7 separate regions of the Mus musculus genome follow, and regions 2, 3, 4, 5, 6 and 7 are each linked to region 1. The links are chromatin loops, found by intact Hi-C in ENCODE. Cell type or tissue: heart. All regions are shown on one strand.

The links. Hi-C counts contacts between places; a loop is a spot of excess contacts. Peaks named below come from ENCODE experiments on the same cell type or tissue, not always from the same donor. Only the 100,000 strongest peaks of a DNase experiment are listed, where the experiment ranks them.
Region 2: a loop joins it to region 1, with 3 times the contacts of the local background. A loop is called at or near these places in 10 of 42 quality-filtered maps.
Region 3: a loop joins it to region 1, with 2.5 times the contacts of the local background. A loop is called at or near these places in 5 of 42 quality-filtered maps.
Region 4: it touches region 1 in a loop (1.9-fold over the local background); 5 of 42 quality-filtered maps call a loop at or near these places.
Region 5: a loop joins it to region 1, with 2.3 times the contacts of the local background. A loop is called at or near these places in 7 of 42 quality-filtered maps.
Region 6: a loop joins it to region 1, with 2.1 times the contacts of the local background. A loop is called at or near these places in 3 of 42 quality-filtered maps.
Region 7: a loop joins it to region 1, with 2.4 times the contacts of the local background. A loop is called at or near these places in 2 of 42 quality-filtered maps.

Annotation. Positions count from the first base shown.
Region 1 is chr4:95,159,415-95,163,414 of GRCm38, forward strand. Junos (a long non-coding RNA gene) reads left to right here. Exons shown (of 5, transcript XR_867920.3): 4 at 1,777-2,041. Among named protein-coding and RNA genes, the nearest start is that of Gm12708, 32 kb to the right of the region's middle. In heart, CTCF peaks have their summits at 1,651 and 2,218; DNase peaks (open chromatin) are centred at 2,027 and 3,287; H3K4me3 peaks cover 1,409 bases; H3K27ac peaks cover 4,000 bases.
Region 2 is chr4:95,866,418-95,870,417 of GRCm38, forward strand. The region is part of intron 14 of Fggy (FGGY carbohydrate kinase domain containing); the gene reads left to right. Among named protein-coding and RNA genes, the nearest start is that of Hook1, 99 kb to the right of the region's middle. In heart, a CTCF peak has its summit at 2,177; no DNase peak of the experiment used is centred here.
Region 3 is chr4:95,281,809-95,285,808 of GRCm38, forward strand. No RefSeq gene overlaps it. Among named protein-coding and RNA genes, the nearest start is that of Gm32240, 76 kb to the left of the region's middle. In heart, no CTCF peak of the experiment used is centred here; a DNase peak (open chromatin) is centred at 2,083; H3K27ac peaks cover 260 bases.
Region 4 is chr4:95,274,223-95,278,222 of GRCm38, forward strand. No RefSeq gene overlaps it. Among named protein-coding and RNA genes, the nearest start is that of Gm32240, 68 kb to the left of the region's middle. In heart, no CTCF peak of the experiment used is centred here; a DNase peak (open chromatin) is centred at 2,199.
Region 5 is chr4:95,555,713-95,559,712 of GRCm38, forward strand. It overlaps Fggy (FGGY carbohydrate kinase domain containing), which reads left to right and starts at 1,795. Exons shown (of 16, transcript NM_001113412.1): 1 at 1,795-1,879. Gm40206 (a long non-coding RNA gene) reads right to left here and starts at 1,654. Exons shown (of 2, transcript XR_867942.1): 1 at 1,107-1,654. In heart, a CTCF peak has its summit at 1,811; DNase peaks (open chromatin) are centred at 1,739 and 3,029; H3K4me3 peaks cover 1,464 bases; H3K27ac peaks cover 1,885 bases.
Region 6 is chr4:95,635,475-95,639,474 of GRCm38, forward strand. The region is part of intron 5 of Fggy (FGGY carbohydrate kinase domain containing); the gene reads left to right. Among named protein-coding and RNA genes, the nearest start is that of Fggy, 80 kb to the left of the region's middle. In heart, a CTCF peak has its summit at 1,555; a DNase peak (open chromatin) is centred at 1,567; H3K27ac peaks cover 406 bases.
Region 7 is chr4:95,727,047-95,731,046 of GRCm38, forward strand. The region is part of intron 6 of Fggy (FGGY carbohydrate kinase domain containing); the gene reads left to right. Among named protein-coding and RNA genes, the nearest start is that of Fggy, 170 kb to the left of the region's middle. In heart, a CTCF peak has its summit at 2,461 (motif pointing left); no DNase peak of the experiment used is centred here.

The DNA.
Region 1 (4,000 bases):
ACCCTCTTACCCACCCACTCACCCCCTCACCCATCCACCCACCCCCTCACCCATCCACCCACCCTCTTACCCACCCACTCACCCCCTCACCCATCCACCCACCCCCTCACCCATCCACCCACTCATTCACCCTCCACCCACCCACTCACCCATTCACCCACCCACTCACCCATCCACCCACCCCCTCACCCATCCACCCACCCCCTCACCCATCCACCCACCCCCTCACCCATCCACCCACCCCCTCACCCATCCACCCACCCACTCACCCATCCACCCACTCACTCAAGAGAGTGTCAAGAGCTCACCCTGCTCTGGGGACTGCCTGGTTTCTTAGAGATGGGGCAAATTGTAGATAGTCCCCACTCTTTAAGAACTTGTAGTCGAATAAAGAAGGAAAACACACCACATTAGACAACCTAATTGGAGCATGAAGGGTCCTCTAAGGTACTATGAAAGAGATGGGAACATAGAAGACAAAGCATCCAATTACCTTGCCAATAAAGCAAGGGAGGTTCCAGAAAGGAGGTGACATTGGACTATAAATACACACTCTCCCAGAAGAGAAAGGGGGAGGAAGGTTTCTCTAGGCAGAGAGCACCAAAGCACTGCTGCGCACACACCGAATCCCTGCCACCTGCTTAAAGCACCGTCTCTAATGCCTAGAATTCTGTGGACTAGGTATTATCCATAACACTTCACAGAATAGGAGCATAGGCACACAGAGGTTAAGTACTTGGCCCGTGGTTAGAGGTCTGCTAAGACAGGCCTTGAAGTCAACTCTTGAAACCTGGTTTCAAAGGTCATCCTCTTAGACACTCACTCACTGAGAACTGAGTGGGGGCCATCTGTTAGGAGTTTCTTGTGAGGAGGGACACATAAACAGGAAGCAAGCCATGGGCTCTTCCTGTAGGCTTTCTCCACGCAGCCTTATGCTGCTAATCTCAGGAACTTGGACTTGCTAGATCCATAACAGAATTAATACTCTCTCTATCTCTTTCTCTCTCTCCCCCCTCTCTCTCTAGCTCATGTACAGAGGCAAGATTCTCTCTCTACTTATGAGGCCACAGAAGAGAAAGACACCTTTATTTACTTTTGACTGAAAACATTATCTGTCTACTGTAGACACACCTGTATCTTTGGTTAGTTGGATGTCAGTATCTGAGTTGTTCGATTTCTGTGTCCAACAGTTTGGGTAATGCATGAGGACATAGCCTTTGTTCGTCTCCTTTGCCACCCCCTGAGTGCCCAGCATAGCACTTGGCCACAACTGGTACTTAGACATTTCCAGTGAATATTTACTGAAAATGTGTTGAGTGACTTCTGGGTTTTGATTAATTATTTAGGAAGCAAATTGTGGGTTTATTTGCTTTGCTAGTAAGAGGACGTAGCTGAAGGAACTCTGAAGGTGAAAGAGACCTTTGTCTTAAGTCAGTGGTTTACAAAGTGCTTTTCTAAGTTTGCCTTCTGGATTCTAATTCAGCTACTGTCCCGCTCAAGCTTTCTGAGGTCATCACATCAGTGTTGGGAGACAGCAAGTTTGAGTCCCTATCCATTCTCATCCTTTACACCCTCTCGGATCGCCTGATCTCCTTCAGTCTGTGCCTAAACACTGTGAAGGAAGAAAGTTCATAAACTCATAGGGCACACTGTCCCCCTATCGGATGGGCAAGGACAGTACCACTGTCAACATGTCCTGAGCGCTTCTTGGGTACTAGGTTCGGTCCCTGTCGCCAAACATAATGACCAGACATTATTTTCTTTCTCCTCTCCTAGCTCTAAGACTCACGCCCTACTCTCCTGCCCTCCACTGCTCGCCCCGGGCTCTCCGGCCGCCACCGCCTGCCCCGCCCGCGCTTCGCCACCCCAGCCTCCCGCACCAGACGCCGGCTGCTCCTGCGCTCCCACGCCCGCGCACCTCGCTCTCCCAGCCCCGCGCTCCCACACCCGGCGCGGAGGAGGCGGGCGCCCGGGGCGAGGGCAGGGCGGCCACGTCAGCGGCGCCGGCTCGCTCCGCCCTCCGCGGGCCTCCCCATAGAAGGTAAAGCCTGGGCAGAGCCCGCGGGCGTCCTCAGGCTGGCAGCTCGGGCTGCTGGTTTCAGTTTCTGAAGAGCTAGGCCTTGAGCAAACACTGGCTGGCGGGAGGAGGGTGTTGGACGCCTTCCCAACAGATAATGTGATTCCCTGCCGCTGGGAGCCACCCACGGTGGGAAGGGGCAGCGCAGGGACCTGCGCAGGACAGCCACGGTCCTGGGCGGCTGGGGGAGCCTGAGCTCGGACCCTTCTTCCTCATCTGTAAGGCTGCCCCTCTCTCCGTGGACACTTAAAATGTTTGCTTTCTTTCTGAGAAAGAAACAGAGGGAGATCGCCAAGACCAACATGAACTCCAAACTCAGGGCATTCCTCACTCTACTCTGACCTTTTTGTAGATGCACTTTTTTTTTTCTTCTCAAAGGCCAGACCTATCCCTACCCAGCGGGTGACCTGTGTACATTTCCTAACTTCTCTGTCTCATTATCCTCACCCATAAAATGGGAGTAATGATACTTATCTTTAGATACGCTCCGAGGGTTAGATTAGCTATAGATTATACATATTAAGCACTTAGTGCCTTCAATCAGCAGTAATTAACATTATTATTAATTGTATTGTTATGGCGTATGACTAATCATGAGATAGATTCTTAGTGCTTCTGGGAGCATAAGTAAAAATATGCTCATTTAAAAAATTTTATTGAGGGAGGGAGTTTTATGAGGTGAATATAAAGAGTAGCACTGAGTCAGGATATAGTCGTGCATGTGTCTCATTTCATAAAGAAACTTGGAAAGCCGGCATTATGTCCACTGTACAGGTGAGGACTCTGAAGCTTCCAGAAGTCACTGGCTCATCTCAGACTCTGGGTCAGTATCTAATTTTTCTCTCTTTCTTTGAGACTTGTCCTTATATAGCCTAGAATAGTCTCTAACTCACCAAGTAGCTGGGGATAGCCTTGAACTCCTTAAAAAAAAAAAACAAAAAAACCAAATATTTCGTTTCCTCTTTCTCCCCCTCCTGCTCCTCCCCCACTTCGTGCGTGCGTGCTTGTGTGTGTGTGTGTTTGCCCAAGGAGTTCAAAAGACAGGAACTGGAATTAGAGGCTGTTAGGTGCTGCCCTATGCTGGTTGCTGGGAGGAGAGCATAGGTCCTCTGGGAGATCAGCAAGAGCTCTAATCTGCTGAGTCATCTCCCCAACTCCCAGACTTGAACTCGTGATCTTCCTGCCTCGTTAGCCTAAGTGTCACACACCTAGCTCTCTCTCCTCCAGTGACCACACCCCACCCCAGCAGGGTCACACCTGTTTGCCTCAGCAAAGGTACCTCCTTTCCTTTGCATAGCCTCCCATCCTCCCCGCATAGCCTCCCATCCTCCCTTTCGCCAAGCTCTTCAACCTGGAGAAAACCTAGTCAAGTCTGGATGCCAGAAGAAGGCCACTGTCTGCTCCAGGAGACTTTCTGATCCACCCCCACCACCTCCACCCCTCTTCTGCTGCCTGCAGCCCAGGCTGTACAGACTTGTTGTCACCACCATGTCTCTGTTTGTACTGTGCCTCCTCTCAGTAGGCCTCCACAGCTGACCGGTGCTGTCTACAGTCTTAGGACCACCCCCTCCCAGGTTTAGTTCTGAGCTTTACTGGTTGAAAGACTGGGATCTCTGATTTTTACTCTCTGCCTGTCACCTCCCTAATACAGAAGGTGGATTTCAGCAACACTGTCAGCTTGTAGTGTTGCGATCCATACAGGATGTCTGGGCAGTCAGTGGTCTGAACTTACAACTGACAAGGCTCAGGGAATGAGACAGCCTGAGGTCTTGGGTGTTACTTAGGGACAGAAAGAGGAACAGTGCCAACGGGAGAACCAAAATCATGGCTAGGCCTCAGAGGGGATGGTTCCAACCCAAGCCTCCCTGAATCTTCACATGTGGTCTTGGCCTTGCCTCTTTACTTCTTGGGATTCACCCCCCC
Region 2 (4,000 bases), 710 kb after region 1:
ACACTGCGCTCTGACATGTTAAAAGACAACACTGGGAAGCACTGGCCTGGACAGTACTCAAATTAACTATGTGATGGAAAATGCTCAAGTTAAATTAACTAAATATCTTCATAGTGCAAGTCCATCGAGATGTTAATATATAAATACGCTTCTGAACCTCCTGGATTGGGTGTCATACAGATGTAATGGTGCCCGATTTTACTTAACCAAAGAATTGGCATTTTGCTAGTCTTTTCTAAGGACAAAAGAGTGGTAGATGCTGTGTAAGCCAGCAGTTAAGGTCCTCAAAGGTGACAAGAGGTACCATAAAAAGAACTGGAAGATTTCTACTAGTCCTGTGTCTATTTAATGAAAAGAACAAGGAGTCTGTCTTGGCAGTAACTAATGTGTTAGATGGTAGAGAAACAGTAACAGGTAAGGCTGGTAGAATCACTGTCTCTCAGAGTTCTTGTGAGCATTCTGGAAAGAGAGAGATGTTGCAAGGTAAATTCAGTATAGAAAGAGAGCATGGAGAACCATATTCAAAGGGCTTTCTTGCTCCATTTACTGGGCCAGAGGAATAATCCAGAAGCACCTGGTTCTAAACTGAGACACAAAGAGATAGTCACAGCCATTTGGTGTGTAGTTTATGACCCACTTGCTCTTTTGTGGCCTTATTGGAACCTTCTCAGGCAGATTCAATGGCAGTGGTAAAGTGTGGTGGTGAAGACCACTGAGAGTCCACAGTTCGGGCCAGGAAGGCACTGGGTAAGGCATTTTATGAGTCTAATGCACTTAATCTTCTTTTAACAGTAAATAGAACTCTCAGTTTACAAAGGAGAAGTTGAGGTTTAAAATAGTTAAGTGCCGTTCCAGAAGCTACCACCAGTAAATATTACAAAACCAGGGCTGCACTCAGATCTGCAAGGTTGCAAAGCTGCTTCCGACCATGCCATGGCCTACCAGGAACATGGTAGGTCCATGCAGTTTCAACAAGCTAAGAAAGGTAGAAAGCAAGATGATGTTAGAAATAATTCTTCTTCCTCCTCCACCTCTTCCTCCTCCTCCTCTTCTTCCTCTTCTCCCTCCTCCTCCTCTCTTCCTCCTCCTTCTTCCTTCTTCCTTCTTTTCCTCCTCCTACTCTTCCTCCTCCTCTTGCTCCACCTCCTCCTCCTCTCGTTCTTTTCCTCCTCTTCTTTTTAAAACTAGATTTCCATGTGTAGCCCTGGCTATTCTGGAACCTACTCTGTAGATCAGGGTAATCTTGAATTCACAGATTTCTGCTGGCCACTGACTCCTGGGTACTAGGATTAAAGGCATTTGCCATTACAACCACTTTAGGTATTCTTCCTTGAACTCGTTTTTTTTTTTTCTTAAATACTTGGTTATTCTAAACAGTCATGCTTGATATGGATAATCCTGTATAGCTTTGCTGATTTGTCTTTATTTAGCCATATATGCATATATATACATATATATGTATATGCATAAGTCATTGTGAAGTTTTATTATCCATGAGATTTGAACATTTGGCGAGTACTATGTAAATAGTTGTATAGTCTATGCCCAAACACAAACTAGATGGGTAGAAAATGGTAACCAGCACATGGCTTTGAAAGCTGATGGATCCAGCCTGGGTCAGTTACTAAACTCTATGCACTGTCATTGAGCATCAGAGAAGGTGGTAAAATAGGAAGAACTGACATTGCTGGAATGTGAGCAAAGCACATGTGGCTCTCAGGGTGCTTCATAGTGCTGGGCAGAGAACCTTATTCTTTGCTAGTCGTTTCTTTCCTGATTATTTTTTCTTCAATGTATAATAGAAAAATATAAATAGCTGGAATCAAACTTGAGTTTTTATGAGAATTTCTGCCCCAAATGAAACCATGTTTTCAAGAAAGGGGAGTTTTAGGCAGAATTTTGAAAGATAGCCCCTTACTCATGAATTCAAGCAATAGCTAGGTATGGAAACGATTGTGAAAATGGTATATAAATTATGAAAGTTATGTGAAATAATGAGATAATATGTGTGAAAGTACCTCCTCGCATAGAAAGCCCTAATAAATGCTTCCTTCCTTCCTGATTCACATGGCAAGCAGGTGGCAGAGCCCAGGCCTGATCCTTAGAGCATCTAACCCCACCTCAGTGCTCTTTCAAGGGCCCCTATACTTGAGTGCCTCCTGTCTGCTCACCCCACCATGACATCTTCCACGTGTACTGACTGCAGGTTTTTAGAAATAGCCAAGCGCTCCAAAACATTCTGAAGAATGCTTAGTACAGATGAGCTAATTCGTGAGAGAGTACCTCGTATTAGTATTTGGAAAACAGTTACCAGTTAGGACTGGAAGGTTCCTTCCAGAGAGCTTTACAGACAGCAAGCTGAGACCAGCTAAGGCAAAAAGTCAATGGTCAGCAAGCCATATATGATATAAGAAATCATATAAGACATGCAGATATAAAACTTTATATAACTGACTGTTTCTTCCTGACTTTTTACTTTCCACGGAAATACCCTGGGAGGACTTTAGAAGCCCTTATACTTTGAAAAATATAAAGACATTGAAGGCTGTGCTTTACATTGTATGCGGAAGAAAATAATACAGATAACCACTGTGGGAGGTGGTCTGAGTTGTGCTCTTTTTTTCCTATTTAGTTGGGGTAAAATGGATATGGTCTATCATTCAGCATTTTAACCCTTTACCCCTTTCTGAGTGTTCCTGTTTCACGGAGTGGGGCTCAGTCACAATCCTGTGCGACTGTCAGCACCATCAGTTTCCAGAACTCTTTTCAACACGTGGGCCTAAACTCTGGACCCATGAAACAGTAATTCTGCATAGCCCCTTCCATAGCCGCTCCCACAGCTCCTGACCAGCATATACCTAATTTCAACAGCTCTAACCACATTGTATAAGCAGCATTAAATAGCATTTGCCTTTGGGTGACTGGCTTCTTTCTAGCATAACAATGTGTTCCAGATCCATCTATGTTGTAGTATGTGTTGGAATTCCTTCCTCCTTCTGATCTTCTGTGTGCCCCCATTATGACTGTCACAAATGAAGATGTTACTGAGCTTCTCATTAGAGCCACTTCTTTCTAGTGGCAGAGACAAATGGCCTGGTGGTAAAACTCAGCAGCAGTGGGACCTGGGACCTGAGAATTCAGACTCCCCTTCTAGTCTCATATATGACTAACACAGACAACGAATAGAATTTCATGCTGTGCTTTCCACCGGGACCCCAATTTCTCTTTAGCTGCTGCTCCGAGCCTCCGTTCAGCCTTGGGGAAGTTTGAGGTTACAGGTCTGAAAGGTGAGGTGTTGCCTTGGGTAGCCTTGTTTCTAGCCCAACTCCAAAATGCCCAGGTGAGCGTCTGAGGCAGTTCTTTGAGGGACAGGATAAACTAAGACCTTCACTTTAAAACTTGTCCTTTTTAAAAAAAAATTGTTTTGAATTGTTGACAGTTTTCTGTACCTATCTGGTTTAAACATGGTCTCCTAAACAGTGCGGTGGCATGATTACATGTTTGCCTGGGTTGTTCTGAAGCAGCAGAATATGACCATGTGTGACATTCAGATCACTCAAATGTCTTCTTCCAATATAAGACTTACTAAGCAAACTCACAGAGGGCAGCAGAATATGCCAACTGACCAAGCGGGTTCTGCAGGCCAGAGATAGCCCTTTTTTTTTCCCCCTATAAAAACACTCAGCAGCGCTAGGTGTGGTAACATGCAGGAGGCCTTGCCTGAAGGATCAGCATGAATCAAGGTCAGCCTTGGATACAGATGGAGTTTGAGGCTAGCCTGGGCTACAAAATGAGTTCTTGTCTCAAAAAAGAAAATGTGCAGGAGGGAGACTATCAACAAACAAACAAGCAGATAAACCACTTTGACTAGAGGTGTCTTTCTCTCTCTCTCTCTCTCTCTCTCTCTCTCTCTCTCTCTCTCTCTCTCTCTCTCTCTCTCTCTGTCTGTCTCCCTGGCCATTAAGAGCAATCCCTCCTTACAGTCCCTATCCTTGTTTAC
Region 3 (4,000 bases), 120 kb after region 1:
AGACTGTCAGAGCCTAGGGAGAAACTAGACGCTTAGATCCTCTGAAGACAAGGACCTCTGTGTATCTCTTGGCAGTGTTATCTGGCATCTAGCATGGTAACTACATTTGGAAGAACCCTGAGTATCGTCACACAAACACAAGTCATTAAGCGTCACTTGCTTGGGAAGATAGTATCTCTAGTTCAGGTCTGAGCATTAGGCTAACATTCAAGAGAAAAGGGGGAGAAGATATAGATACCTTAAGAGTCTCAGGCTGTCCTATCTGGCTTCCTGTGTGGGAAGTGGGATGGTATTCCTCAATAGAAACTCCTCTCAGAAGTAGTCTGTTCAGAAATGTCATCCTGGATTTTATCTTTCAGAAGCACCTGAACTTGGGACCAGAGAGTCCTGAAGAAATCTGATGCTATAGAGCACGTGATACAAAATCCCTGTTCTCAAAGAGTAACCTGATACCTTATACAGGTCTGAATCGCATGCACTAGGGGACCCTGGTCACATTCTGGTCTGACAGTCACGTAGCCTGTACAGATCTGCCACTTGCTAGGCAATGTCTCATCTGTGAGAAGAAGGGGGCAGGCTAGCTATGACTTAGGAGCTCTTCTGTCTTAGATCTGTGACATTAGGTAAGAAGTGGGCTAGGGATTTGAGAAGGATTCCATGTCAGGAGCTTTGCTCTCACAGTTAGAACAGGAAACTGTACTGTGATTGAATTCTCAATGCTGGTGGTACTAGCGTCTGAGCAGTACGCTGATGTATGCAAGCCATTCTCAGAGCTACCTGGTCCAGGCAAGACAGGGTTTCCACTTTCAGTGTGGCCATAGGCACATGGGAATATAGAGTACAGAAATGCAGGTCCTGAGAGTGTCCCCAGGGGAAAGAAACTAAATACTTCACGGTGTTTTGAGGAAAATAAACTCTTACCTATTTCATGTTTATATTCCCCTTTCTGGTGGTTTCTAAGCTCCAAACATACATCGTATACATCTGCATTTCACCAATGAGATCAGCTAATATGCAACTCCAAAATACACACACACACACACACACACACACAGTCACACACACAGTCACACACTGAAGCACCCACTTACCTGGCATTTTTATGTGTTACACACCAGCGTATACCTAGAAATTCTGTCTGCCCCCCACACTCACATTCCCAACCACAAACTCAAGTCATTGTATCTTTCCTATATGCTCTGCACTTGGCCATCCACAGTATGGAAGGGAGAATGACAGGGCTCCGGAGATACCCCGTTCTAATCCTTGAAACCTCTCAGCAAAAGGGAATTAAGGTGATAGCTAGAGTTAAAATTATTGTTATTGACCTGGCTTATCTAGGTGTGAAAATATAATCAGAATCTTTAAAAGATGTAAGATACAGACAAAAATCAGCATCAGAGTGACGTGAACTGGCAACTGCTACCAGCCTTGGATGGCTTTGCAGATGAAGGAAGAGGCTGTTAGCTACAGGCTATGGGTAACAACTTATAGGTGAAAAGGCAAGCAAATAGTTTTTTCCCAAGAGCCTCCCACATACCTTAATTTTAGCCCAGCGAACTTCTGTTAAACATATACCTACATAACCACAAGATGGTAAACTTGTGTCACTTTAAACCTGGGAGTAATGGTAATTTGTTATTGCAGCATGGGAATCTGTACCCACACAGACAGACATACTTTTGTCTTGCAAAGCCTATGATATAACAGGCAGATACATATCCTGGGTGCCAGGGTACAGAGTAAGAAGGTAGCTATCAGATAAACCGAGGATGTCATGCCAACACACTGGAAAAAACAGCCTACACGAAGATGTGGAGGAACAGTTTCTTCACAGAAGTCCACAGGCGTGGTGTCGGCTCTCACAGAGTCTGCTATGCCAGACCTCCAAAGGAATACCTGTTAGAGAGAGGGAGAGATGGAACACCAAAAGAAAGGCCCTCACCAAGACCTGCCTGTTAGATAAGCAGGAGTTGAGATGGGTAAATAGAAAATGGGGTAGAGTGTTCCAGGCCGAAGCAGCAGCTGGGGCAAGGACCTGAGGGCTATTTCGAGAACTAAACAAAGTTGACTTTGGCTGGGACACAGTGCCCCATGGGGGGCATAGGGAAAGAGGCCCAGATCATGAGGGCCTTGTCAGCTATAATTAGACATTTGGCCTCTATTCTATGTGCCATTGGCTTCCCAACCCCCCTTTCCTCCCTTGTTTCTCTCTCTCTTCTCCTGGGTTATACTTTAACATCTTTTAAGTGGAAGGTGTTTGCTTGACCTTGATGATAATACATGGCTGTTGTCCCAGCCCACACTTCAGTCACTTCCCTGTTTTACTACTGATTTAAGATCTAAATCAGCAGTTACCATTTGGGGTGAGGTGAACAAATAAATGCTGCATTTGTAAACATCTGATTGAGTTTATACTCTTACTTACTGATAGTGTTTCATATCTGTGATCCTGCAAGTGTTTTTGAAGCCGGTATATACCAAGTACCGTGACACTTATCTCTTACAGTCATGCCTACTGGTACAATTGTTATCAATTAAGTCATAACTATTGTGTTGATAACCTTCCATGCCAGTCCAGGTTACACCCAGGCCTCTGTATTCACCTGTACCCAGACAGATGTCCTGCAGGGGGAATGGCAATGAGCAAAAGCACTTCCCTTTCAACTTCCAGGAGCTTAGCCTAAGGCCAGCAGCAGGAGGAGATGTAGGGGTATAATGCAAAAGAGCACTCTAGCAGGGCAACCTATGATCAGTTGACCCTTCCTTACAAATACTATCTCTGAGTTATGGAGCGGTTCCCTCTCTTCCCTTGTGAAGACAGAGATATGTAATGGATTTCTGCTGGTGGAAGCTCCAGGGTTCCCTTTGCACCTAGGCATGTGGTCTTTTCATTACAATTTCTTCCAGTAACTTAGTTTGGATGCTCTTCCTTCTGTTTTCTTATGTAATTATCTTGTTGACTCTTTAAACTATTGAGACTGCTAGAGGGGGCCCCAGCACTGGGAGAGAAGTGGACATGAGCCCCCACCCCTAACCAAGAAGCTATTGGCAAGTGATACCCATGGACACAGGGTAAGTTTTGTCCAATGGCGCTTCACTTGTAACATTAATGACACATGCCTTGGCCCCATGCCAAGCACTAGATGGCTCACACAAAATTAAATTAATGGTAGTTTTGAAGACTTTTTTTTGTTTCATGTTTCTTTGTTTGGGAAATTTTTGTCATATTGATCTTTTGGTTGTAAGTTATGATTTCCATTTGGGAGCAGCATTTTTTTGACAGAGAGAGAGCGAGGGCAAGAGTGAGAGCAAGAGAGAGAGAGAGAGAGAGAGAGAGAGAGAGAGAGAGAGAGAGAGAGAGAGAAGAGAGAAGAGAGAAGAGAGAAGAGAGAAGTTGGGGGAGATAGGGAAAAGCATGATCCAAATATATTGTGTGAAAAAATGTTTTTTCAATATATTTTTCAGAATAGCCCTTGAGCTTAGACGACTCCCTCGACCAAGAAATGAACAGTCCTCAGCCTGTGCACCTCTTGTGGCCAGAGCTTTTCCTGCTTTTGCCTCCATGTGTCCTTCTTTGCTCTCCTTCGGAGTGTATAACACAAGGCAGTGGGCCAAGCTCACTGTACCACTAGTGCCACAGCGCAAGAGAGGCTCACATTGGTCATCGGCTTTGTGTCAATCACAGGAGGCACCTGTTGGCTATGGACGCCAAACAACCAGTTCTGAAATGGATCTTGTTAAGTACAGTCTTATTTCCCAATACAGTCTTATATCACCTTTGCTGGATCTTTGGCTACTGGAGTGCCCAAGACTTCTGGGGTGGAGGTGGGGGAACTTGTACTCCAGATTACAGAAAACGAATGCTACTTGCCAATTTTGGATACAGACAGGAATTTGGATAGATGGATATAGATATTAAGGAAAGAGTGAATGAATAAGAGAGCAGTGGGTGAATACATGTGAAGGAGACGATACTAGAGTATGGATGGTATGGATA
Region 4 (4,000 bases), 110 kb after region 1:
TGAAAACTAGAAACAGTTTTTTTTCAGTAAATAACACAATCTTGGGTTTCATGGTGTTACCAAATATCCTGCAACAGTGAGGTTTGAAGACCTACCCTAAATATGAACCACACCTGGTGACAGCACCAGGATATTGAAGAAGGAAACTTTTGTTTCTTGCTCCTTGCCCTCACTCTTGCTGGCAAGTTTATCTTGTTTCTGAGGTATGCCTTTGCTACCTTCTTCTTCAAGACTCCAACATAGACTTAAGACCAACTGAGACATTAGTGGGACAATCATACGATTCTTTGCTTTTTTGATGGTAGATAGTCACTGCTGGACTTGCTGGTCCAGAGACAGGGAAAGAGAGAGAAAGGAAGAGAAAGAGGATATAGATAGATACAGATGATATAGATATAGATGATATAGATATAGATATAAATTAGTTCTATCAGTTCTGTACCACTAGAGAACCCTGACTAATACAACATGCGACCCCCCCCCCCACACACACACATGTAGGCATAACTATACAGCACCAATAGAACATGTTCACATGCATGCACACATGTAGACATACCATATTGGGCATGGTTGCTCTCACCTTTAATCCTAACACTCAGGAGGTAGGTGGGTAGATCTCTGTGAGTTTAAAGACAGTCTAGTCTCTGAAGTGAGTGCCAGGACAGCCAGAGATACATACTGTCTCAAAAATAAACATAAACAAACAAAAAAGAAACAACAAAAAAACCAAAACAAAAAACATACAGCAAATCTCTGGAGACATTACTATTATTTCAACATAGCATTTTTCAAGGACAATGAAAAATAAGGAATGTTAAAAATGGTTTGTACATTATAGCAGTACATGTCTGACAATGGTTGTCATTAATCTAAACCAGTCACTTGGTGATGCTGAGCAAGTAACCTGTGATGGACAATGGAGCAGCTGTTTGAAAAGAATATGACAAATTGTATCTACTTTACATGTCTGCAGATCCTAAAGATTAATATCGGTAAGTCGGTGGGGGAACTTTTGTCGTTACTAGGGCCAGTTGTCACATCAAGTGCTGGGAAAGTAAATCTACCCCTTTACCACACAGTTGGTTATTTTTGATATTTAGTTTCAAATGCTTTTTAAAAGTCTTGAGTGAGCACCTTCAAAAATATATTGTCAAATCTGATACACTCAGACCTCTCCTGCTAATCTGGGGACTCACATCATGTGGTTTCTGGTATTCTTCTCATTACAATGTGGACACCTCTTATTTGTATCCATGGGGCACTGCACTCATGTTCCTTTTACTTTACTGAGCCCAAGGCCAAGGTTGTAGGTCAAGGGTGTCGTGTAGAAGCTGACCCAATTCTAGTTAGGTGATTAGAGGTTAGACAAGACTGTGCTGGTTGAGCCTCAGTTTCCTCATTTGTAAACATAATATGCACCACCCTGGGCTGACGTGAGGAGTACATGAAAGAGTGTCACATAGAATAACCTATAGAAGTGAGGAGTACATGAAAGAGTGTCACATGGTATAATCTATAGAAGCTGCTCAGATGTAGTAGCTGCCTTTGGCTTTTCATTAGTCTACCTTGTGCTCAAAACTGGATAGGGATGTGCTCCTTTCTCTTCTGAATTTTAGGTGTCCTTTATAGCTTCCTGCTAAACGGCTGACCCTTGGCATCACGAGGTGACTTCCCATATATATATACATGGGACACTGCAAAGTTCTGTTGCTAGATCCCTGTAGGAAGTACTTCCATTCTCCTGAGTCTAATCCATGGTGCCTTGAACTAGGCACTAGAGGGAAGGATTACCAAGGATCAAACACTAATGAGACCACTGATTCAGAAGGTTGGATAATAAGGAAGAAACAGGTGGAGGTAGCGTTTTCAGTCACCAAGGAAACAAGTGAAGAGAGTGGCTAGCCAAACAGAGCCTTATTTCCACTCTTGGTAAAGTAATCTGACAAGCCATTTTCAGGAGGAAAGAAAGTTTGGATGACTAAAAAGTATCCCCCAAATTGATTGGGCCCTGAACTCTGAAACCTATAGCTATCACATAACAGGGAGGAAGATGTGATTAAATGTTGGCTCCTAAGTTGGGAACATTATCTTGGGTTACCCAGATGTACCCAAACACAATCCCATTGTTCTCCTCAGACAGAGCCAGAGGGACACTCAGCCCAGACAGAAGAGAAAGCAACATGTGGCTGGCAGCCCGTGTTAGAGGAAGCAGGAAGCACACTTGGAGGGAAGACAATAGCAGCTGATGGTACAGCTGATGGGAGATGAAGGAACAACATGAGTAAGAGATGCTGGGAAGGGGCTGGACGTGGGTCTCCTGTGACTTCTGCAGCTGCCACGGCTTCCAGTTCAGTCACCCACACTGGTTTAGGTGAGTTGGACTCTATTAAAGAGTAATGAAATGTGTGGTATTGGAAACGTCTGCGTGTGTAGTCATTTGTCATAACATAAATGGAAAACTAAGATACACAGTGAGGGAAGACGCAGACAACATAACTAAGGATGAGGCACACAACTCTTATAGACACATGAAATCATCAAATGTTGGTCCCCACACTTCTATAGCTCTCTCTGGGTAAATACTTCCCCTCTGAGTTAGAATTTCTTCATCTGGAAATAAAGCTAATAAATGTTTAATGTATAGATGCTCAATAAAAGGCAGTAGTCTTCATTTCTTTGTCATTTTCCTACTCTGTTGCCGGCATTTGCTGATTTCTAGTATATACTTTGTGGTCTCAGTCAGTGTTTGATTCCATTCCATGGAAATAAAAGGAATGTTGTACATACTGCCCAAGAGTTTTCCTGCAAGTTAAGGCTTCCCCCTTTACTATAAGAATATGTATATAAATAAAGACTTATTTTATTCTTAAAAAAGGGCAGTAGTCACTACATGACTATTGAAAAGGAATGATAAATTCTGGCAGCTATGCAGTGGGGACAAGTTATAGCCAGGCTTTCACCAACCCCTAGTACCGACTGCTGGTGTGGCTGACCAATGCTGTTCAATAGGGATCCCTGTTGCTCACATCATAGGGTGACGCAGGAGTCAAAAGATAGAGACATGAGGCTGGGGTCATGGCTCAAACAGTGAAGTGGCTGCTGTGAAACATGAGGACATCTTCCCCAGAATCCCCCCTCCAAAGAAAAGGTGGGAACAACGTCTATCTGTAACTTCACCATGGAGGATTGGAGGAGGTGGTGAGGGGCACGTGGAGACAAGTATACTCCTAGCCTTCACACCCAAATCTGTGAGCTCTAGGTTCAGTGAGACACACTATCTTCAATAAGTAGTTCAAGAACAATCATGGAAGGTTCTGGATTTTATACTGACACAAACACATGCATGTACAAGTGCACATACTTCCATGAACAATGCAGAAACCACACATACAAACATATAGATGATTTAAGTTTGTTTCATTCACAAGAAACGTAGAAATCTGTTTGGATGGCATCTGATTTAGTACAAAATCTAGTCATTTTAAGTTTTAAAACCACAAATATATTCTCTATCATCTGTAGAGACCACAGACCCCGACATATAAAAACTGACCTTTAATAGCAAGATAGCTTTCCTTTTCTGGGGGGTGAGGTGACCTTTCCACACACTTGCCCCTCCCTAATTCAGTTCTCTAAACTCTGAAATGGAGTTGCCACCTTCCTTCTCACCACATTGAATTAGCATATGTAAAGGGCTTGGCATGGGGAATTGGTGGTCCAGTAATCGGTAACTAGCAGTGAATAATTTGTTATTGTGGTTACTCACCTCTTAATTCACTTGAGTGACATGTCACTTTCCATGTTTCCAAACCACTTAAGTTCTGTAGACAGGGCTTTGGCTTTGGCTATTGAAACAACAGAATTTAGTGGCTAATAGAAAGTGGACGTTTACCTGAGTCCTACCGTCCCCGACTCATCAGGTTTGTGCTGCAAGCAATGAACCACAGCTTCCTGTCTTACGAGGGTACAAAATGGTGTTTAATCGTACTGAGCCGGT
Region 5 (4,000 bases), 400 kb after region 1:
GCATGGAGCCATTTCCTCTTCTGTTTTTCAGCCACATTGTGTCAGCTAGTATTTTATAAAGTACTCAAGATTTGTTATTTCTTTCCATAAATTGTAGCCTGAAAATGTACATTTCCCATAGTCCCTGAGGCAGCAGACACATTCCGTTCTGGGATAGGTTAAGGAAGAGCTGGGGCAATGCATAATAGGTATTAAGCATCCGACCGTTTGCACAACATTTCTGTGATGTAGTTTCAGATGGTTCTGTAGTAGAGGTCAGTCACCTGATTTCTAGTGCTAGTTGAGCTGTGGGGTCTTTTGGACTCAGCCTGGTCTGGTGTACACAGCATTAGGGACTCACTTTCTTTCACCGTGTTTCTTTCCTCTGTGTGCCTTTTATCCCAAGGTCCTTTTATTGTTTAAAATGGCTGCTGGAGGCCCAGCCACAACACTATTTTTGCTACTGGTCATATGCTATTTAAGAGGACTCAAATAAAAACTCAAATACAGCAAAGACGAGAAACAGCTATCCACAAAGGCCAACACACTAGTTTATGTTTAGCAACGAGGAGACCTTTCAGGTTCCCACCCAAGCCATAGACTGTGAGGCAACAGGCGCGTTGCATTTCTGGGATACATTAAGGAAGAGCTGAGCCAATGTAGCATGTGTATTAAGCATCCAAACTTTTGCAAAACATATACATGTCTGGTACTTAATTTGTTCTTCATAGTGCTCCGGAAAGAAAGACAACCAGGTCTTAATATTATAATTCCCGTTGTATGCTTGGTCCACATGACTAAGTAACAGATCTGAGACTGTGCAGACAATTTTTTGAATAGCTGGAAATGCAATCATAGTGTAGATCTTAACAGTTAGGTTCTTAACTGTCCGGATGCTGAGACCCTTTATAATAGTTCCTCAGGTTGTTGTGACCCAACCATAAAATTATATTTTTTGTTACTTCACATATCTACTTTTGCTATTGTTATGAATCATAATGTAAATATCTGATATAGGTCACCAAAGAAGGTTGAACACTGCTTGTGTAGAGGAAAATAAATCCAAACCAAGACCTCCAGGAGAGTGCAGGACTAATCCTGTGGCCTCAGCCTCACCGAGTTCTTACCTGGATGACGGAGAGAGATCGATCACTCGTTTACTCTCAGGTCATGTGGATACTAGTCTTAACATAATAAACACACTAGGTCTGACTAAGGAAGTCTCTGTTATCGAGAAGGGTTGGTTTTCGCAACCTTGGAATAGTCCCCAGGAAAAGAAAAAAGAAAAAAAAGAAAAAAAAAAAGCCAAACCGGTTTTGGACTCTCAGTATCTAGCGATGAGGGTACCGAGAGTCCATGTAGCTTACTGGTATGTCAACTTCTCAAAGGCAGGGGTCATCTATCTTTTAGATTTACGGTGTCGTCTCTACCTCAAAGCCTCGACCACAGCATAAAGTGTGAGAGTTCCTGAAAAGCACCAGGTATAAAGGGTTCAAGGAATTGAAGCCCATAGCAATCCTGGTGCTCAGCCGAGGGCGATTTAACAGGAAATATCCACCACATACTGTAGGTTGGCTAGGTTAGCTGGCGCTCAGAGGGGATTGCTTAGATTGAGCCGTCTCTGTTGCCTGGGCATCTTTAAAATCCAGGCAGCGAAAGGATTTTGAAATGCAAACCCAAGACTTACAGTACAGTGGGGAGGAGCAGGGCTCACAAGTACTGGCCATTCACGGTGCCCGTTTCAAAGGACCAATCAGGTTGCTCCTTACAAGGGTTGCTGGAGGGGCTGGACTGAAGCGGGCGGAGTCACAGCTTGTTTGGACCGCCCTGCTGGGTGCGGTGCGGCTGTGCATGGTGGCCTGCTGGCCTGCTAGCTAGAATGTGATTTCATATTGGACAAGTAAGTGACCCTCCCAGGGGTTCTTGCAGGCACGCAGGCTCTTAGCCAGCTCCCCCCAAAAGCTTCTCTAGCCTGCTAAATGTTTCCCTCCTTCACCTTTGGGTCTCACAGCCAGGCCACTGGTTGGCCTTTCAGTTTCTTGTGTATTCTGGGTGAGGTGTCTTGCCCAAGGGAGAGGCCTTTACTGCATCCCAATGACTGCCCTACAGATGTCTGGGGCCTAAGGCCCTATCTCTCTGAGTAGTGTACAGTTAATTAAATAAAGTGTTTTTTCTTTCTCCCAGAAAAGAGAATTTTGCAATGCACCCCCGCCCCGCACCCCAATTTGGGGACAATTCTCTAAACATTTTAAGTCGTTGATTTCAAGTTTGGCAATGTAAAAGCGTTTCAAGGCTGGTGCTGTTTAAGGCTATAGAAGCTGAGCATCTGGAGATAGTGTTTGGTGCGTACTTCAGTTTAAATGGGATAATGCCATCTGTCTTGTTACAGGGCTGCAGGCCAGGAAGGGTATAGGGGGATCTTTCCATGTTTATGAACTTCATGACCATTTCAGGATGGAGACACACACTGTGGGGGAACTCCTCTGTCACTGGTCCATTCACTGGAGCACTGCTTACATTTTAGCTCGAATTTCTTCTCCTAGTTAAAGGGCAAACTGTGGCCAAGTTTGACTCTTTTTTGATCAAGTGTGTGTGTGTCAATTCAAAAGGTCCCATTGGATTGTGCTTTTAGGGAGCAAATCCATAAGGAAGAATTAAAGTCTGAGTTTGTGGCTGGATTTGTAGATTTGTCTTTTGTTTCATTTTCTTGTCCTTTTTAAAGGGTTTCCCGTCTTTACTGTGAGCTATGTGAGTCCTGATGTTTCTCTTTTCTGTTGCTAGCTGGGGGTGCTGCTAGTCTGTCTTCTGGAGTCTCCTTCTAATGCAGCTGTCATGCTTGGTCTTGACTTAAAGGCTTCTGCCCTGGCTGTATGAATAAGAGCCCCAGAGGACTGCTCCTGACTGATGGGGTCTGGGGTGGAAAATAGGGGATGAGGAGGGCCTATGGATGATTTTTTTTGAGGGGGGGGGGTGGCTTAGGATTAGGAAGTCAAAGTTTGCAAGTAAGGAGGAGGGAATAACCCAGTTGGTGGAGCACTGTGTTTCTGGGAAGGGTGCCAGGTTCTTATCCAGGCTCTCATGAATTTTGCTGGGCTTTGTCTTCTGGAATTTAGTTCTTTTTCTATAACCTTTATCTAAAAACTACAGCCAATTATTAGCCTTTTTAAGGACGACGACGACAACAACAACAACAACAACAACAACAACACCAGGTTGGGGAAAGCCCCGTCTTTAAACTCCCAGCCAGAAGGGGAGTCTGACATAGTTCTTTGTCTGGATTGTGCCATAGAGATCATTTAACTCTTGAGATGATCGCAGGCAGAGAGGTGTTCTCAGCCAGGGTAGTTAGTAGCAGCCCCATGTAGTAGTGACTGACATACAATTAACTGTATATTTTAGATTCCATTTGCTGAGATTTTAAGCATTCCAGCATCATTGATGATAATGGGTTTTGATTTGTAATTTTCCTTTCTTGTATTTTCTGAGTTATATTTTCTGACTAATATTGGCCTTAAAGAATCAGTTAGGGAGTATTTTTACGCGTGTGCACGCATGCGCATGCACACACACACACACACACACACACACACACACACACACACACATTTTCTCTCTAGTGGTTAGTAGAACTCACTAGCAAAGTCATCTGGGCCTGAAGCTGTATGTGAGGAATGCCAGCGACAAAGCCATTTGATCTAAAAGCCTCCTTACACTTCCTGTTGCTATGAGAAACCCATGAGAAAATAACTTAAGGCAGGAGAAGTCATTTTGGCTCACGATTTCAGTTCACTATGGTAGGAACAACTCACATCATGGACAGCAGGGAGATGACTTTAGGTCTAAGATGTTTTTAGGTTTGTAGTAGAAGTTAGGATGGAAAATAATAGTATGGAACTCTGGACTCACCAAGACAGGATAGATAATAGAGTTAGATCTAATTGTTGCCAAACACAAATGGACTGAACATTGTGAATGTAATTCTTACATGATAGTTTTCATAATTGTTTCATAATTGTTTTTA
Region 6 (4,000 bases), 480 kb after region 1:
CTTCAGATGTAGTTGCCATGTGACTTCAGTGCCAGTGAGGTGCACCCATTGTTGAGATCCACTAGTCTATAATGCTCAGGTTCTAGAAGGTTCTTTGCCAGGTTCTCTGCTCTATACATCTAGACATAAATCCTGTGGATAGAGCATGGCAGAAATTCTAACTGAGAAGCCATATGGCTTTTCCTCTACTTAACCTTTTGTCTTTTTTCTGAAGCCTCAGATCATCTCTTAAATGTATTTCCATTTGTTATTTTAATTTGGCAAAGTGAAATAGTCTCAGAATTTGGTTCCTCGCTTGCAAATGGATATGATGGTATACTCTCTGTTGACAGTCTTGGAACTATGAACATGATACTGAAATCAGAAGTATTTTACCCTGAGGTTGAAACCAAGGGACAAGGTTGCATGGTCAGTATGACCTTTGGGCTGTAACTTGATTAGGGGTACCTTTTCTTGAAACCAGGTCTCCATAGAATGGATTTCTTTGTAAACTCTTCAGTTAGTTTGTATCCAGGGTGGACCCCTCTGCCAGTGGACTGTTTCTTGGATGATAATTGGATCTTCTGATTATTTTGTCTTTATTATTTTATTCTGGTTGCTTTCAGATTCATCCTGTCTCATTATAGGTGTTAGCATCTTGTACTGGAATCTATGATATAGCAAGGCTCCAACAGTGTGGTTGTGTTCAAGATGGGTTACAGGATGCAGAAGGGAGGTGGAGGGGAGCTTGAAGGACTTGCCCCATACCATGGGTCCTGACCCTTGTGCAGATGTAATAATCTAGTGAAAGGACTTCCACCATTCACCCCTTTGGATTTTTTTCTTAGGCTCTTTCCCTTAGAAATGGGTAGTTAAGGTTTAATTGTAGAATTAGACCTCTGGAACTCAACTTTACATGGAAATTCTGACCCTTCCTTCTCTTCTTTCTCTTCCCCTTCTGTATAGTTTCTTTTTAAAAATTTATATACCTCCTTTTTGCTGTGTTTCTTTTCCTTCTCTCTCAAGGGCCTTTGAAAAAATATTTAAATGTTATTAAGAAACTGCTATCAGGGATTCCTTTGTTCTAAAGTCATTTAGAAGATGGCTTTCATTTTTGTTAATGAATAAAAAAATGTCAACCTGTATGTTAGAATGTGCCAAGCAGTGCATCCATTAGTGAAAACTCTCAGCTTTGAATATTGCCTGGCTCTTACTCCTTTCAGAAGTCAGGCCTTCTCCCCGGGTTCTGTAAAGGTCTTTAGCTCATCCATCCTCCTAGATTTCTTTCTGGTTCTTATCTAGAGTGTAGCCTGCTGTTTAAAACGTAATATCTTCCCAATGCCACTTTACCTGTTTGTACCCTTACCTCATCCCTAACCCCCATCCTTGCTTCTTAGGAAACCTCAGTTTTCTATAAGCTGAGCTGGAGATAGTTTCAAAGAGGTGCTTGGACTTTAATTAGTATGGAAACCCCTTCTGCTTGAGGGTTTGCCCTGCAGTCTCTCTGGAAGTCAGGTTGATTCCAGTAGGGAGGGGAGGGAGGCTCTGAACTAGATGTGCTCCTGGCGGCCAGCCCTGGAGACTCGGAGCTCTGAGCCAACCATGAAGTCATTTTTGAATTTAAGGCGTCTTTTTAATCCAAGGCAGTGTCTCTTAATTTGACAAAGGAAAAGCTGCAGGATAAGCAACTCTCACTGAGAGCTCTGTGGCTGGGTGCTTGTAAGTCTACATTGTGCTGAGGAGACGTGGCCATGTGGGAGAATAGGTTTCTTTCCTTCTCTTTTTCCCTTCTCCCTTCTCCTTTCTTTTTCTCTTATTGGGCCAATTTAGCCCTGCAGTCTGGCCTCTGCAGTGGCTTGATGTGAAATTTGAGAAACATATGTAGTTTTCTATTTCAGGAAAATGATCTCAGGGATTGAATGTGGTTTTTTTTTTTTTTTTTTTTTTTTTTTTTTTTTTTTTGGCTGTTAAGCTCTGATCTTGCCCAGTGTGGGTTTTTTGATGATGGGAAAGAGGCTTCGAAGTGCTTCTTTATCAGAATTTCATGCAATAAAACTTTAGGGTTGGTTTCTTTACTTTGGCCCCTATCCCCACCCAGGCTCAAAACACAGTGTCATGTGTTCTGTTGAAGTGCAATGAAACACACATTGTTCCCATTACAATGGCTTCATTGCCTGGGTGCACACACATGAAGAGAAATGGCCACTGTGTCCCGTGTCTGTCCTTCACAAAAGCTATTTTAACTGTAATTCAGTGGAGGGCTAGGGGCTAGGGGCGGGGGGGGGGGGTGGGGTCTGTGTACTGTTTTACAGAAAGGAAAAGAGATCCCTTAGGGGAAAGCTTGCCTTTGTGTTGTTTTGGAAAAGAGATGGACTTCTGATATTTCAGTTCGAACCGTCTTCTGTGAGCTAGACCTCTCTCCTCTGACTGTCTGCAGCAGAACAAGGCATAGCCCCAGCTTCTGAGGAGCATCCCAGCCAGTGATGAGCAAAAGGCCACATGAGTAGGGTTCTATTCATTAATGGGAGTTGCTTTTTAAAGATAGTGGTGTGCTTTTCTGTCTGGGTATCTAGGGAATGTCTGGTGAAGTAGCAGGTAATAATGTACAGTGATAGGAGTCATTCCAGGACATACTAGAGATATAGAGTGAAACCTGTCTACACTAGACTGGATGGGCTGAGGGGCAGGACAGAAGAGAAAGCCAGTGAAGGGCTCGTCCTGTGGGAAAGGAACTACATTCTGGGATATTGTGCATTTGTCCTATGTGGTCCTGATAGTGTGCCAAGGAACATGTTCTGGCTCACACAGCTGCTACGGAACAGAGGCTGGGGCCCACCTAGGAATGCATGCATGGCTTCACAGCCATGCCTCTTACTGTGTCCCATCTTTTTTACAGAGAAGAAAATGTGGGATTTCTCGTTCCTTTTACACTGCACTCCTATTTACTTTCTTTGATGTCTTGTAGTGAATTGTCTCAAAGCCTCACCCTTTGTTGAAATTCTTTGCAAAGGTTTAAAGGATTGTCCAGCAGTGGTAGAGGTGGCCTTCAGTGAAACAAATGCAGAGCTTAAACATCAGGGTACTTCCCAAGGAGCTGAAGGGGTCGGCAACCTATAGGAGGAACAACAACATGAACTAACCAGTACCCCCAGAGCTCCTGTCTCTAGCTGCATATGTAGCAGAGGATGGCCTAGTCGGCCATCAATAGGAGGAGAGGCCCTTGGTCTTGTGAAAATTATATGCCCCAGTACAGGGGAATGCCAGGGCGAGGAAGTGGGAGTGGGTGGGTTGGGGAGCAGGTGGTGGTGGGGTATAGGGGACTTTCAGAGAGGAAACTAGGAAAGGGAATAGCATTTAAAATGTAAATAAAGAAAATATCTAATAAAAAAAAAAGAAAAAAATCAGGGTATTTCACTGTGTAGACTCATGTGGTACAGTCAGTTGTTGGTAGGGAAGGTTTGATGAGAATCACATTGTAGTCAGAGCATCTCTGTAGAAGCATTTCTGATCTCTAACAAAAGGGACCTATGGTCTCAAAATTGGTGTGGTTTTGTTTGTTTATTATAAACAATGATTCATTCTTATACTTGACTTTCTGTTCATAATCCACTATTCCCTTTCCTAATGAGTTTCCACATATAATATTCTAGTCCTAAGAATCCCGAAATTTCCTTTAGAAAGTAGTGTGAAGACATCATCTGTGGAAAGGAGAAAGTGGGCTCCAGGATAAGCAGAGTCTGGATTCTGGAGTGGAAAGCCACCAACCGTTTTGACTTCCCATCATGCCCCTGTGTACTTTCTTCTCTCCTTTGTTCATCATTGCTTGGTTTGGGGCTTGGCAGAGATTATGTGTAGAAAGCTCTTCCTACAACAGGTTTAAGGCATGCTAGCTACCTACATGGCTTGTTACCATTAACCTTCAAGAGGGTGTCATCACTGCCAGGACATCACGAGATCTACATTTGAGAGCCAGTGAGATGGTTCAGCAGGTTAAGGTATGTGCTGTCAAGTTTGATCGTGT
Region 7 (4,000 bases), 570 kb after region 1:
CTGGAGCTCACCAGTCAGCTGGACTGGCTGGCAAGAAGCCCCAAGGCTCTCCTGTTCTCTGTTAAGAAGTGCTGAGATTACAGATGTGTGCACTTTTACTCCTTGTTGGTTATTTTTTTTTTTAAATCTGGATGTTAGTGATCAAACTCAAGTCTTTCTGATTGCCCAGCAATCACTTTTCTGACCAAGTCATCTCCATAACATCATGATATATTCTCTAATAGAAAATATGATACTCATTGATGAGGAAAGACATCTGTTGAGCTTAAAACACAGACTTTACGGTTGTATAAACATACTAACTCTGCTACAAGGAATTGAATAAGGCATATCTTAATATTGTGGAGGAGTCTCATGTGATACTTTCTCAAATTTCATTACTATTTATCTCTGGGAAGGGGAAATGTAAAGAGACAGCATTTTTTTTTTTTTTTTTTTTTTTTTTTACTCTTTGTGTTTGTAGTTCCTATAATTAAGTCTTAACTACCTTCAAATTCATGTTCTCCATATTTATCTTTTAAAAGTCAGCTCTGTTGTTTATGCTAGGGCTTGGTGGGCTACTACTATGGGTGTCCCACTTTGAGTACCTCCCAGAGGATGTGTAACCCAAATGCCATCTCTGGAAACAACCCCAAAAGGTGACACTTAGCTCCCTTCTCCTCCCTTTTCCTGCCCTCTCTCTGTCTTTGTCTTCTTCTCTCTAGCCTTTCGGAACACTAACTCCTGTAGGAGTGGAGAGCTGGTTCTTGCTGTGCTCAGAGCTTCCTCTGGGGGCCCCTTCTTGTGTCCTAGGTAATTGGACATGGTGACTAGGGACTCTTTTTGGGGCTTTGAGCTAATTATCATTTTGACTAAAATCTGTTCACTTTTCTAGATCCTCTGTCCAAAGAATAAGACTTTTAAAACATAGAAATTAGATTTATAAAGTTTGAACTTTGCATTTTTTATCAGTTGACCATTTTCCCCAAAATGTGTATGCTACCCCCACCCCAGGTAATCGAGAGCTGTAGAGTTTAAGTGCTGTAAAGTCACAGCATGACTCTGGAATCTTCTATTACAATTGCATGAATTCACAGATTTGACTCCAATATTTTGATTAAATGACAACTTGGCCAGCTCTCCCTCTGTATTGGAGGGAGAATACTCCTTAACCCAAAGCGTCATCCCTTCTTTAATCTCCAGGTAGATGGTCTGATGGCACAGGTCAGGTTCTAGAATCAAACCTCTGAATCTTAGTCCATGAATCTGCATCCTTGGAGTGTAAGAACAATGCCTACATCAATCAGCCTTTGGGCATTTCCTTCTTTACTTGAGGCAGAGCAGAATTGCTGTTGGGCTCCAGAACCTTTCATTTCATGGCAAAAGAATTCTCATTGCTGGAGGAAAAGTTAAAAAGCTATATTCATAGTTTCTTTCTTCATATAGTTGAGATATTTCTGAATTCTGATGAAATCTAGTATACATCAAACAAACAGAAAGAAAAACCCATTGCTCTTGGCTTTAGGTTCAATGTTTATTTACAGCCTGGCTTTTGAAACATGGTAGCTGTTACATTCAAGTAAGTTCTGTAACAGCAGCTTCTCTTTGTGCCCATGTGCTCTGAGTCCCCTAGACTTATCCATACATCTGTCCTCTATTTAAGGAGATCACACCTAAACCCTGTCATCTTTCAAACATTCTTTCCTTGCTGTTGGGTTTTGCCAACTAGACTTGACTGAAGAAAGACACCTTGTTGTGTTCTTTTCATCATCTGTCCAGTAAAATGGTTGGTTGTCAGGACAACGGCATAGAAAATAGAAATGTGGAAATTCATAACCACATGAATTCTTGAAACAAACTTGACAAGGGAAAATTCCAGCATACGTTCCATATAAGGGTTAAGGAAAAGGAAATGTTTCAGATACACCCCCTCCCCTTACAAACTGGACATTTCTTTGTAAAATCTGTAAGAATACTAGGAAACACACACACACACACACACACACACACACACACACACACACACACACTCACCACCCTCTCTTCAGTCCTATCTGCATTCTTGATAGAGAACCTGTGGGATGCATAGGCACTTTGGTCTCTGTAATCTCAGTACCAGACACAAGAAGCATCCAAGCACTGTAGGGACAGTGTGCTTGCATCTTGATAATGGTCTTTATAGATGGATTTTATGATGTTTATCTACAAAGAATCTGAGTTTAGAGGGCTTGAGGCTCTGAAAGTCGAGGCATGCAACCAAAGCCAGATCAAACTGACTGCTGAAATCACACTCTTCCTAATAGCACTCTGGCTCCCTGTCAAAAATGTGAGGAGTAGGGCTTTAAAAAGAGCACTTCTAAGATGAAATATACACTTTTCAAAACAATAGCAGAAAGCCTTTTCAAGGGTAAAACAGTTGGGGGAAAAAGAAATAATATGTAATTTAGTATTCATTGAGTATAAGCAATTAATCCTGCCCTCTGGGGGTGAATTTAGTCTAGCCTATTTGCACATGAAAGTACAAGACTGGCTTCCTCTTTATGAAAGTAAGACATCTGGTTGGAAAGTGAAAAATTTGGTCAATTACCTGAATCGTGTTTGGTCTACATGATAGAAAAACCCCAGATGTCTTGAAATCACCAGATGTTTGGCCTTGTGCGGTTACCACCAGCCCTGCTGACTGGCCCTTTCCTGTGAGAGTTGCTGTTTGACATCCCATAGAGGCAGCCATTGTTAGGAGGCTGTTATCTTCTGTGATCCAGCAGTGTACAAACAGGAGTCTAGACTGCTCACCCACACTGGCTCTGACAAAGTGTTCCTTGGGCTATGCTGCATCAGTAAATGGGATCACACAAAGAAGCACAGTGAGTCAAAGACTATCCTTTATTTTGAAAATCCTGTCTTTCTAGTGAACAGATATTCTGTTCAATAGTGAATTGCAGGTTTGGAAAAACAAGTCATTTGCACATAAGTTTAAAACTGAGAAACATAGGTCTGTATTAGTTGTCGTTGATTTTTTTTAATGTAGTTTTCATAGAACTGTGAAACAACAAATATGAAACCCCACATAGTACCTGGAGCAGAATGGCAGCTAAAGCCACTCTTTCCTGAATCTGCCTTTTCTTAGATGTCGGGATACTCTGTAGGGCTGCCGTTTCTTACAAAGCTCTAGAAAGTCATAGTCATCTGACAGTCCAGGGTTTTGTTGATGTTCCTTTTGAAACCAGCATTTAGTGCTTAAAATAGCTCCAAAGAGAATGCTTTCTACACTTATTCTTAAAACATTTCATTCTGAAGATTTAGCATGGAAACATGTGTTGAACTTGAGAATCATGTGAGAAAGACCAATTCCACAAATTTTGAGCCAAATTTGAAGCAAGCTTTAATTAAAAACTGGCCAAGATGATAGACTCTGGCCAGGACCTTTCCAAGGTTTCCAGAAAATAGCAAGAAGTCACATTTTGCGCTGGCTTATAAAGGCAGACCCATAAAGCTTCATATTTCCCATCAGGTCCAATCAAAGGTATGTATCCTGACATACTTTCTGCCTACATACCTCCTGCCTACATCCAATCAGGGGCAAGCATACATCCTGATGTATTTCCTGCTTAGGTATCTTTCATCTACATGTGACCAAGCACATCCAGTGCACCTGGGTCAGACTTGTTTAACAAATGAAAACATAAACAGTGGTCTCTAGCATTTCAGGAAGTATCTGTCCTGAGGCAAGGGGTTTACAGATTAGAGCCGTTTTTGTTTTATGAATCTCTTAGGCACAGTAACTAAAGCTTAAAACATAACTTTGGCTCTCACACATGACCACAGGGAGACATTTTTTCCACTCTGGCAAACTAAATTCCATTATTGTGAATATTTTAACACCTTTCATGGTTTCTGCAGCTAACTCCCATGACCTCAAACACCTACATCTCATCACACACTAACATCACAGACCCCTCAAGGTTTTTAGCTCAGCCAGAGTGAACTCTGTGACCTCTTTGTGCTAGGCAGCATCCAACAT